Regions from separate parts of the Homo sapiens genome. Here region 2 is linked to region 1. A link is a contact called in ENCODE Hi-C or POLR2A ChIA-PET data. All regions are on one chromosome and are shown on one strand. Each heading gives the region's core, a stretch centred on a gene start or an enhancer-like site at or near the end of the contact. The rest is flanking DNA. Distances are from core to core; before and after follow the strand shown. Region 1 has its middle 77 kb from the start of HS3ST1. Region 2 overlaps LOC107986178 (a long non-coding RNA gene).

What was found. Hi-C counts contacts between places; a loop is a spot of excess contacts on that map. ChIA-PET counts read pairs that join two places held with the same protein, here RNA polymerase II (POLR2A). Pooled maps may share reads with other maps.
Region 2: a loop to region 1 is called in a map of HCT116, with 4 times the contacts of the local background. The contact joins two enhancer-like sites. A Hi-C loop is called at or near these places in 6 of 168 maps with a recorded cell type or tissue (Caco-2, Calu3, HCT116 and 3 more) and 7 of 50 pooled maps. POLR2A ChIA-PET finds 5 or more read pairs at or near these places in 2 of 52 experiments (HCT116 and activated T-cell).

What each region holds. Positions count from the first base shown.
Region 1 is chr4:11,503,217-11,508,322 of GRCh38, reverse strand. No RefSeq gene overlaps it. Among named protein-coding and RNA genes, the nearest start is that of HS3ST1, 77 kb to the right of the region's middle. RefSeq lists an enhancer at 2,200-3,399. Within about 2 kb of position 3,143, at least 4 of the 41 ENCODE cell types and tissues checked have a DNase peak (open chromatin) inside an H3K27ac peak, as active enhancers do; they include HCT116 and PC-9, where a contact is called at or near this core.
Region 2 is chr4:11,546,491-11,551,596 of GRCh38, reverse strand. The region is part of intron 1 of LOC107986178 (a long non-coding RNA gene); the gene reads right to left. Among named protein-coding and RNA genes, the nearest start is that of HS3ST1, 120 kb to the right of the region's middle. Within about 2 kb of position 2,621, at least 5 of the 41 ENCODE cell types and tissues checked have a DNase peak (open chromatin) inside an H3K27ac peak, as active enhancers do; they include HCT116 and PC-9, where a contact is called at or near this core.

The sequences.
Region 1 (5,106 bases), core at 1,894-4,393:
TGAGTCTGACACTCTACAGGGTTTTCCACATGGGCAGTTTAATTTAATCCTCAAAGCAAAGTACGAGTTATATTTTTATTATTAATATCACCTTGAGCAGGCTATGGCATTTGTCCACCGTCACAAGTCCAAGGACTCTGAACTTGAACTCAGGTCTTCCTGACTACCAAGCCAATGCTTTTGGATCTCCATCTCATGCTTCTCTACTTAGGTTGGCCATCTGCCCAGGTTTGCTTGGGACAGTGCCAGCCCTGGCTGGTCACCATTTGATATAGTTTGAATATATGTCCCTGCCAAATCTCATGTTGAATTGTAATCCCCAGTTTTGGAAGTGGGGCCTGGTGGGAGGCGTTTGGATCATGGGGACAGATCCCCCATGGCTTGGTGGTGTCCTTTTGATAGTGAGTGAGTTCTTGTGAGACCTGGTTGTTTAAGCGTGTGGCACCTCCCCTCCCTCCCCACTCTCTCTCTTTCTCCTGCTTTCAACATGTGATGTGCCTCCTCCCTCTTCAACCTTCAGCCATGAGTAGGAAAAGCTCCCTGAGGACTCCCCAGAAGCCGAGGAGATGCTGGTGCCATGCTTGTACAGCCTGCAGAACCATAAGCCCATCAAACCTCTTTGCTTTATGAATGACCAAGCCTCAAGTATTCCTTTATAGCATTGTGAGAATGGCCTAATACAGTTTTCCTAGTGATCTTTTCACTTTGCGACTTGTGAACTCTCCACTAGAGGCGGCCCTCTCCACTAGAGGCGGCCATCAAATAGGTTCTGTTCCCCTTCCATCTTTACTTTATTCTAGAAAGAGTACAGAATCAGGTGACCACAAGGAAGCTGAAGGGGGGCATGATCACTGCACTTTATTAAATGGATCTGGGTGATATGGTTTCTTATGGAGAGTCAGGTGGCCTTGAAATGAACACATCCAAATTTATTTGCCAAACTGAGAATGAAAGAGCTAAAGGGGTAATAACGATGATGATGTTAATAATATTAATAATATGATAATGATTATAATAAAAACAACAGCAGTAAACACAACAATCATTGGAATTAGTATAGTTTTTTAGCCTCAATTATGTAAACAATTAAGTGTTCATTCATCAGCAAATCCTTAATGCACAGTTACTGTTCACCAGAGAAACTGAGCAGCTTTGTGTACCATTCTTTTCTGTGAATATCCTAATCTCTGAACCACTTTCTTCCCTCTTACCTGTAAAATGGGAATAATAACCTCCACCTCATTGAGAGTGATGGGGCTACTATTCAAAGAAAAAAAAATTATTGAAGGAACCATCCCCTAGCTAAGTAAATGTTTGCCTCTGACTCCTTTAATTCAAGTACCATGGCATAGTTATTCATAAAAGTCAGTATGTTTATGCATTCTTTCACTCAACAAATATTTATAATATGCATAATATATGTCAAGTACAGAATACAGGCAAAATACATAGTTAATGTAATACAACAAAAAAAGGCAGTGAAAACAAATTTACAAAGGTGAGAGGATGAATAGCTATGGAGGGGATTGTGTGACTTTAAGCAGGATGATCAGGGAAGTCTTTCTTCTGGGGTTGACATTGGAGCAAATAGGTGAAGCTGGTGAAAGCACGGACTATGCAGGTGCACAGACAGAGTTTCACATGGGGAGAGGAGTGTGTGTGCATGGGCTGCGGTGGGAGTGGGGACCAAGAAACAGCAGGAGGACCGGTGTTGCTAGAGCTGGTGAAGCAGAAGGAAGGGAGCAAGAGAAGTCAGAGGCAGAGTCATCAGTGATGTGGACCATGGCAAGAGGCTGGTGATTTACTGGGATCCTATTTCCAGTGTGATGGAAACTGTTGACATGTTCCATTGAAGGTCGGTTAATAAAGATCGATCATTAAGTCAGAGCTAGTGTTTCAGTGAATACCGCATGCTAAGACAGCATGAATATACACCTTGTGCCAAAAGTTACTTGCTGAAGCAAACCAGACTAGCCATGACCAGGTTGAGAGACCATGACAGCACAGTGGAAGACTCCACATCCAAGGGAGTACCTTCGAAATGGTACTCCCTTGTGTACCATTGTGAGGGAGTACCTCACAATGTGGCAGATAGGAGGCCCTAGCTTGCAGACCTATCCAAGATCCATGATGGGACATGAGGAATTATGTGATCAGTGCCAATGAATCCTGTGGAGATTTCTTTCCAGCCAATTGCCTTGAATGACAGGATCTCAAACTCAATTGAATGCTCTGGGCCAGGCTAGGGTTTCATAGACACAATTTCATTCAAATCTCACAATAGCCCCATGGGGTGGAATTTCCATTTCACACTTTGCCTGTGAGGAGTCTGAGATGGGAGATGGTAAGTGATTTGCCAAGTTCACAGCTAGAAAGCATTGCTTCCCAGACATGGAAGCCCACCTTCTCCCTACACAGCCCCTGCGTATTTGTGAGCCTGTAGACACTTCCTCTTTGTCCCTTTCATCTTGCAGCAATAAAACCTGCCAAAGGATGACTTAATGCCAATAATAACCACCTCCCCACTGCAGGGGCCTCTGCAGTTTACCTAGCTCCTTCATACTCATTTTCTTATGCCCTCTGTGAGCCAGTTCACACCCTCCCTGCCTTTTATTTTCACAGGCATGGCAGGTACAGGATGTGATAAATACTCTGAACAAGGAAACATTTAGCCTAAGCCAACTATTATCGGCAGCATCTATGACGAATGACTTAATATAACCCTGAAAAGCACAATGTGATGACTAATTTGTGGTTAAAGGTAGTTGGAAATTTACTTTGTAAAAAATTACATGGAAGTAACCTGATTAACTTTGAAAGAGAGAGCAAAAAAAAAAAAGGGGGGGGGCAACAAAATACACAAATAATGATTTACTCCTCCTTGCAGAGGTAGCAATAAAGATAAGAATTACAACCCCAAGACCAAGAGACGGAATGAACATGTTTCATTTTGCATACTGGATGAAGAACATGGATCAGAGCAGGAAATGTTTAAGTAAGAAAGCTCTGGGGCTCCATGGACTCAAGCAGACCGTTTGTTTTAGATGGGAAAGGAATCTTTGGCTATCTAGTCTCTTCAGTTACCTGATGAAGAAACTGAGGCATACACACAGGATCTTATTTGGAGTCCATTGAGTCAAGGCCTTCTCCTTGGCAGGGAGGAAAACGCAGCATGTTTCTAGAGAAGGATGCAAACTCTGAGGTCCTGATGGCCTGAGCTTGCTGGCTTCGTCTGGGCGACTTGGGACAAATCACCTAACCTCTTTGAGACTGAAATGTTTTATATGAAGACCATGAATGACAATACAAACTTCCTAGTGTTGTAAGAGTTAAGCAGCTTATTGCACCTAAAATACCCAGCAAAATACCTGGCATACAGTAGGTTCACCAAAGAATGTTCATTCCTTTCTTCCTCTGCCTAGTTACTGTCTTTCCCCATGGAAGTCATGAAAGCTGTATCAAGCCTTTCTTAGTTCTCTAACTCCACACCCCTCACAAAAAAAAAAAAAGAAAAAAAATTGACATTAACCTCATTTTTCATTTCCTAGACTGCTGTAGCAAACTATCACAAACTTGGGGGCTTAAAACAGTGGAAATGTTTTGTCTCACAGTTCTGGACGCCAGAAGTTTGAAATCAAGGTGTCATTAGGGTTGGTTTCTTCTGGAAGCTCCAAGGGAGAATCTGTTCGATGCCTCACTCCTAGCTTCTGGTGGCTGTGGGCAATCTTGGCATTCTCTGGCTTGTCAATGCATCACTACAACCTCCACCTCCCTCACGTGAACTTCTCCTCTGTGTCTGTATGTCTATGTCTCAAATCCCCTCTCCTTTCTTTTGTAAGGATACCAGCTACTGGATTTACAGCGTATCCTAAATCCAGGAAATCTAAATCCTGAGCTTTCTAAATTAATCCCATCTACAAAAACACTATTTCCTTTCTTTTTTTCTCCCTCTTCTTCTTATTTTTCTTTTTCAGATGGAGTCTCACACTCTGATGCCCAGGCTAGACTGCAGTGGCACAATCTTGGCTCACTCCAACCTCCACCTCCCAGGTTCAAGCAATTCTTCTGCCTCAGCCTCCCAAGTAGCTGGGACTACAAGTGGGCACCACCATGCCTGGCTCATTTCTGTATTTTTAGTAGAGACAGGGTTTCACCATATTGGCCAGGCTGGTCTCGAACTCCTGACCTTGTCATCTGCCCACCTCTGCCTCCCAAGGTACTAGGATTACAGGCGTGAGCCACCACATCCGGCCCCAAAACACTATTTCTTTTTTTTTTAATTTTATTTTTTTATTATTTTATTTATTTTATTTTATTTATTATACTTTAAGTTCTAGGGTACATGTGCACAACGTGCAGGTTTGTTACATATGTATACATGTGCCATGTTGGTGTGCTACACCCATTAACTCGTCATTTACATTAGGTATATCTTCTACTGCAATCCCTCCCCCCTCCCCCACCCCACAACAGGCCCCGGTGTGTGATGTTCCCCTTGCTGTGTCCAAGTGTTCTCATTGTTCAATTCCCACCTATGAGTGAGAACATGCCAAAACACTATTTCTAAGTAAGTTCACATTTACAGGTACCAGGGGTTAGGACTTAGACAGATCTTTTGGGGGAAGGGACACAATACAACCTACTAAAGAGAGCAAACAACTTGTGTCTCTTGGGGACCCTCTGATTTCTCATACCTAGTACAGTGCTTGTAACCTAACAAGTTTTCATTAAATGCATGTGGAAAACATGAACACTGTCACTTTAAGACTTCCCGTCTGTGATCCTACATTCCTGCCAGATGGCCCCTCTAACCCTGAGAGCCTCAGCTTTCCCAACCGCCTGAGCATCCCACTGTCTGTACCATCACTGAAGCTCCACAGGAAGCCAGGCCCCTGGAAGGCACAGCTCAGCAGGACTGTGTGACTGTCCCCTGACAAGCTGCATGGCAAGGTGCCTACATGCTGTTCAGAAAAGCAGAGCAGGCCTTGTTTCTGCTGAGCTCCATGGAGACAAATGTCAGTGACATTGCTGCCTGCTTTGGTGACCTTCCTTACCACAGGGACATTGGACATAGTACATTTGTGTTTACAAACGCCTCTGCCTCTC
Region 2 (5,106 bases), core at 1,372-3,871, 44 kb before region 1:
CTCACATTCCTGGGCTCAAGTGATCTGTCCACTTCGACCTTCCAAATTGCTGGGATTACAGGCATAAGCCACTGTGTCCAGCCTAACATAAAATTTATCACAGACCGGCCGGGCTCAGCGGCTCATGCCTGTAATCCCGGCAATTTGGGAGGCCGAGGCGGGCAGACAACGAGGTCAGTAAATCAAGACCATCCTGGCTAACACGGTGAAACCTCGTCTCTACTAAAAATACAAAAAAATTAGCGAGGCGTGGTGGCGGGCGCCGGTAGTCCCAGCTGCTCAGGAGGCTGAGGCAGGAGAATGGTGTGAACCCGGGAGGCAGAGCTTGTAGTGAGCCAAGATCATGCCACTGCACTCCAGCCTGGGTGACAGAGTGAGACTCCATCTCAAATAAAAAAAAAAAGAAAAGAAAAAAAATTTTTTTTATCACAGACCTAAATGGAAAAACAAAAAATAAAAACTATAAAATTATTAGGATAAAACAGGCATAAATCTTCATGACTCTTCTCTGCGAACAATACTATTAAGAAATGATAAGCAACTAGCAGAATGGGAGAAAATATTAACAAACCATAAATCTCATTAGGACTTTTAAGTAGAAAAACGTAAAAAAAATATATACAACTCAATCAAAAAAAGACAATTCAATTATAGGAGAGAAAAATTTAATTTCTTCAAAGAATGCATACAAATAGCCAACGAGCAAATGAAAACCTTCTTAACATCATACGCTGCTAAAGATTCAAGTAAAAACAACAGAGATATCACTTTATACCGATTGACTGCTTCTAATAAAAAAGAAACACATGATTACAAGTGTTTTGTAAGGTTGTGGAGGAACTGTAACCCTCATATATTTTTGGTGGAAATGTAAAATGATGCAGCCACTTTGAAGAATATTTTGGCAGTGCCTCAAACTATTTAACATAGAGTTATCATATGACCCAGCAATTTTCTCCTATGTATATATTCAAGAGAATGGAAAACAGATATCCACAAAAACTTGTACACACTGTTCATAGGAGAATTATTCATAATAATCAAAGAGTGTGAACAATGCAAATGTTCATCAGTTGATGAATGAACTTATAAAATGTGGCGTATCTATTTAGTGGGATATTATTTGGCCATAAGAAGAAATTATTTGGTAAAACATGTTGGGAAATGAATGAACCTTGGAAAGATTATGCTAAGTAAAAGCAGTCACAAAAGACTCGAATATTATATTATTCCATTTCTGTGGAATTGAATTCCACAGAATGGCAAATTCTGTGGCATCTATTATTCCAGAATTGGCAAATCAATAGAGACAGAAAATAGATTAGTGGTTACCTAAGGATGAGTGGGAGGAGAAAGTGGGAGATGATTGTTAATGGATATGAGATTTATTTTACAGGGGAAAAGTGTCTTATAATTTATACAGATGTTCCTCGACTTATGATCGAGTTACATTGCAATAAATCCATCATAAGTCAAAAGCACATTTAATACCCTGACAAACCCATCATAAAGTTGAAAAATGATCAGTGGAACAATCCTAAGTTGAGGACTGTCTGTATTGTGGTAATTGTTGTGTAGCCCTGTACATATTCTAAAATATGTTGAATAATACACTTTAAATAAGTTAATTGTATCCTATGCAAATTATATTTCAGTAAAACTGTTAATAAGAAGTTGTAGTTAGTGACTACCATGGATCATAGATCATAATGAAAAATGGCAGATAAGCAGTCCACTCTCACAACAACAGTAGATTAGGACAGTTTAGTCATTTGTATACTTTATAATAAACCAAATACAAGTTCAGCAGACTTCTAACATCTTGCACACTCTTTCATCCCCAAGCTGGATTTACTACAAATGTCACTCTCCTCATGGGGTATTTAGAGTCTTGTCATTGCAGAGGTATTTGTTTCTTCCCATTTTGCCTCAGAACTATCCTTTACAAACACAAAGCATGACACCATATGTAGAGCTGTTCACATTCCCTACTAGGTGGGAATCAATCATGCCATATGTAGTTTTGTTTCACTTGTATCCACCAATAACAGCAGCTTCTCAGCAAATGCTTGTGAAAAGAACAGGTAAATAAAGTCCTCCATCAGTGGTTGAAAATTTGTGTCCAATCAGCTACCATTAGACAGAAAACATACTTTGTTTCATGTACACAGATGTTGACTAAAGTAAACTGGTTGCCAACATTTAAATATTGGGCATTTCCACATAAAAACCCACATTTCTAGGCTCTTGAAAATTTGAAGAAAATTTGACTTCTGGTCCCACATGAGAGCAGTCAACTGAATAATTACTGTATCCTAATTTGCCACGAACTCCACCATTCTTGTCTATACATTCATGCATTTTCATTTACTTATAACATTTACATTTGCTTCCTGGTCTATGCACACATTTGATATTATGTGATTTCTGTGTTAACCTGTAACACATTATATAGCTTTCAATGAAAAAATAATTTTATTTTTGTTCTCTTGAAATTGCCTTAGAACTAAGACTGCCATTAGAATGGCCCCAGAGCTTCCAGAGGACATGTAAGTGAAACAAGTGGATGAGTCATCAGAACCTCTGTGCCTGTCATTCACTCCAGTATCGGTGTTTCAAGGTGCACCTTCCAGCAAGAACCTTCTGAGTCACTGCTTAGAAAGTCTGTGGTTACCAAATTATTTAGTAAATAATTTATGTTATTTTTCTCACATTAGTAAAATTACCATAATTTTGTTTTCCCTTTCTGTTTATTAATATCTCTGGGTTCTGCTTGGAAGTCCAGAAAACTTTTTCAGGAAGCAGGCTGCCTCTGAGGCCATTCTCCTTCCTGTCATGTTCAGAAATTCCTGTTCTTCAAGTGGACTCATTTCCTTTCTGCCATTGCAGCTGTTACTCAACCACCTTGGATGCAGAAAGATAAGAAGGGTGACCCCACCTTCTTGTCACCACTTAAGGGTTCAAGTACTATGTGTACACCAATGGCTTCAAACTGTGCATTTTTATCTCAACCTCTCCCCCCAGCATCCAAGGCACACATCCAGTGTCTACGTTTAATCTTAATTTTGATATCCCATGGGCATCTCAAATTTGAGGTTTTGACACCATTACCCACTCCACACGCATAGTCCTCCTACTGTAGCCTTTCCAAACTCAGACTGGCAACTCCATTCCAGCCTAAGCAACTTCCAGCTGCCTTAGAGGCACAAAACTCTGCAGTCTCCTATGACTCCTCTCTTGCTCTCACTCCTGACATCTTGCTCACAAGCAAATTCTATTGGCTCCTTCAAAATGTATCTGAATCTCCCACCTCCACTCCCAACTCCTGGTCCATGCCAGCCTCTTCTCTTAACACTGCAAGAGGCTCCACACTGTCTTTCTGCTTCTGGTCTGCTCCCACATCCCTTTCAGTGTATTCTCAAAACACCCATCTGAGTAATTCTCATGAAATATGTCCCATCTCACTCCTCATGTGCTAGCTTCTCCATTTACCCCAGACTGCAAGCCAACAACCTTGCAGCGGCCTCAAGGCCAGAGATGATCCAGACATACATCCTCTCTCCAGACTTTTCCCTGTTCTATTCCCCGCCTTCCACTCTGCTGAGTGGAGTTCCTGATAACTATGCAATGTTCTTTTCTCAGATGTCTGCATGACTAGTTCTATGTCTCTTTATTCAAATTTTACTTTCTCTATTAGGGTTCCATAGCCACCTCTTCAAAATTATTCCCCCAGTACTTCTGATTCTCCTTACCTAATTTATTTATCAGCTTGGCATTTATCACCATCTTTATATTTTGTACTATATATTATATACATACTATATATACACACATACATATTTGTATACTTATATAATTTTACATAAATTTATAAAACTATATAGAAACATTTACATTTTTACTTATAAACAAATTACATATAAAAGCATATATTTTATGTATTTTACTTGTTCATATATTTTATCAGATTCACTATATTTTGCTTATTCAATGAGTGTAAATTCATTGTCTATCTCACTCGCCAGAATATGTAAGCTCTCTGAGGACAGGTATTTGTATTGGTTGTGTTTCCAGCTGAATTTCCAAGGCTGAGGACAGATCTGGCACTAAGAAGGCTCTCAAGAAATTGAATGAGCCACTTCAGCCACATCCCATTGGCTAGAACCCTGTTGCAGGGACCGTAATCTAACTGCGGGGTACCCTGGGAAGTGCAGAGGGACAGAGACAGGTGCTGAGCTCCAGCCATCTCTGTCATATCCAGGACATGAGAATAATCAGTGCTGGTCCAGCCCCTTCTCCCAACTTACCACCCATACTGCATGACCAGTGCTATGCTGCCACATCCCACTTGCATTCTAGATCATTCCTTTCAGTAACTTGTACTTTTCCGCCTTTCATTTTCACCTATCTGGGAGGCTCTCTAAGGCTGGGCTTGCATTTGTCATTTTTGTTCCTAACTCAAGCCACCTTCCAGTCAGGGGAGATGTGGTGCTGGTAACAAAATCCTGAGGAGACAGCCTTTCTCCTCCCTCTATTGTGAGGGAAAGTACCACTTCCTTCTTTAAATAAAGGCAAATTCATTTATTATTAGAAATTTGGCAGCTTTCCAGCCAGCCACTCACACACACACACTCTCACACACACACACACACACACACAAACAAAACAAAACAAAAAACCTTTGCAATGCTCCATGTGCTTTATCCCACCTCAAGACTTCCTCAAGCTTGAAACTACCTTGATCCACATCCTGCCTTTAAAATAATAGATTTCCATGAGACACACTGAACTAGAAATTCACCAGTGGGGCAGAGTACAGGCAATAAGAGGCCAGACACTCCAAAAATTAGAAAGAATTTCCATACAAAGAGATGAAAGGAGAAAAAATATACATTTTCTGGACACATTTATTACATCCCAGTAATTCCAAGTTCCAATAGAGTAAAAACCTCACCCTTATGTCATCTACAGAGCCTAACACAGTGCCTGACTCACAGGAGAAGCATCGTATTTACTTGCTGAATGATTGAGATGAATGCTGGTCTCTGTGCTTGGTTCCCTATCTATACATTTAGAATCTGATTCATCTGTGAAGTTTATTATCAT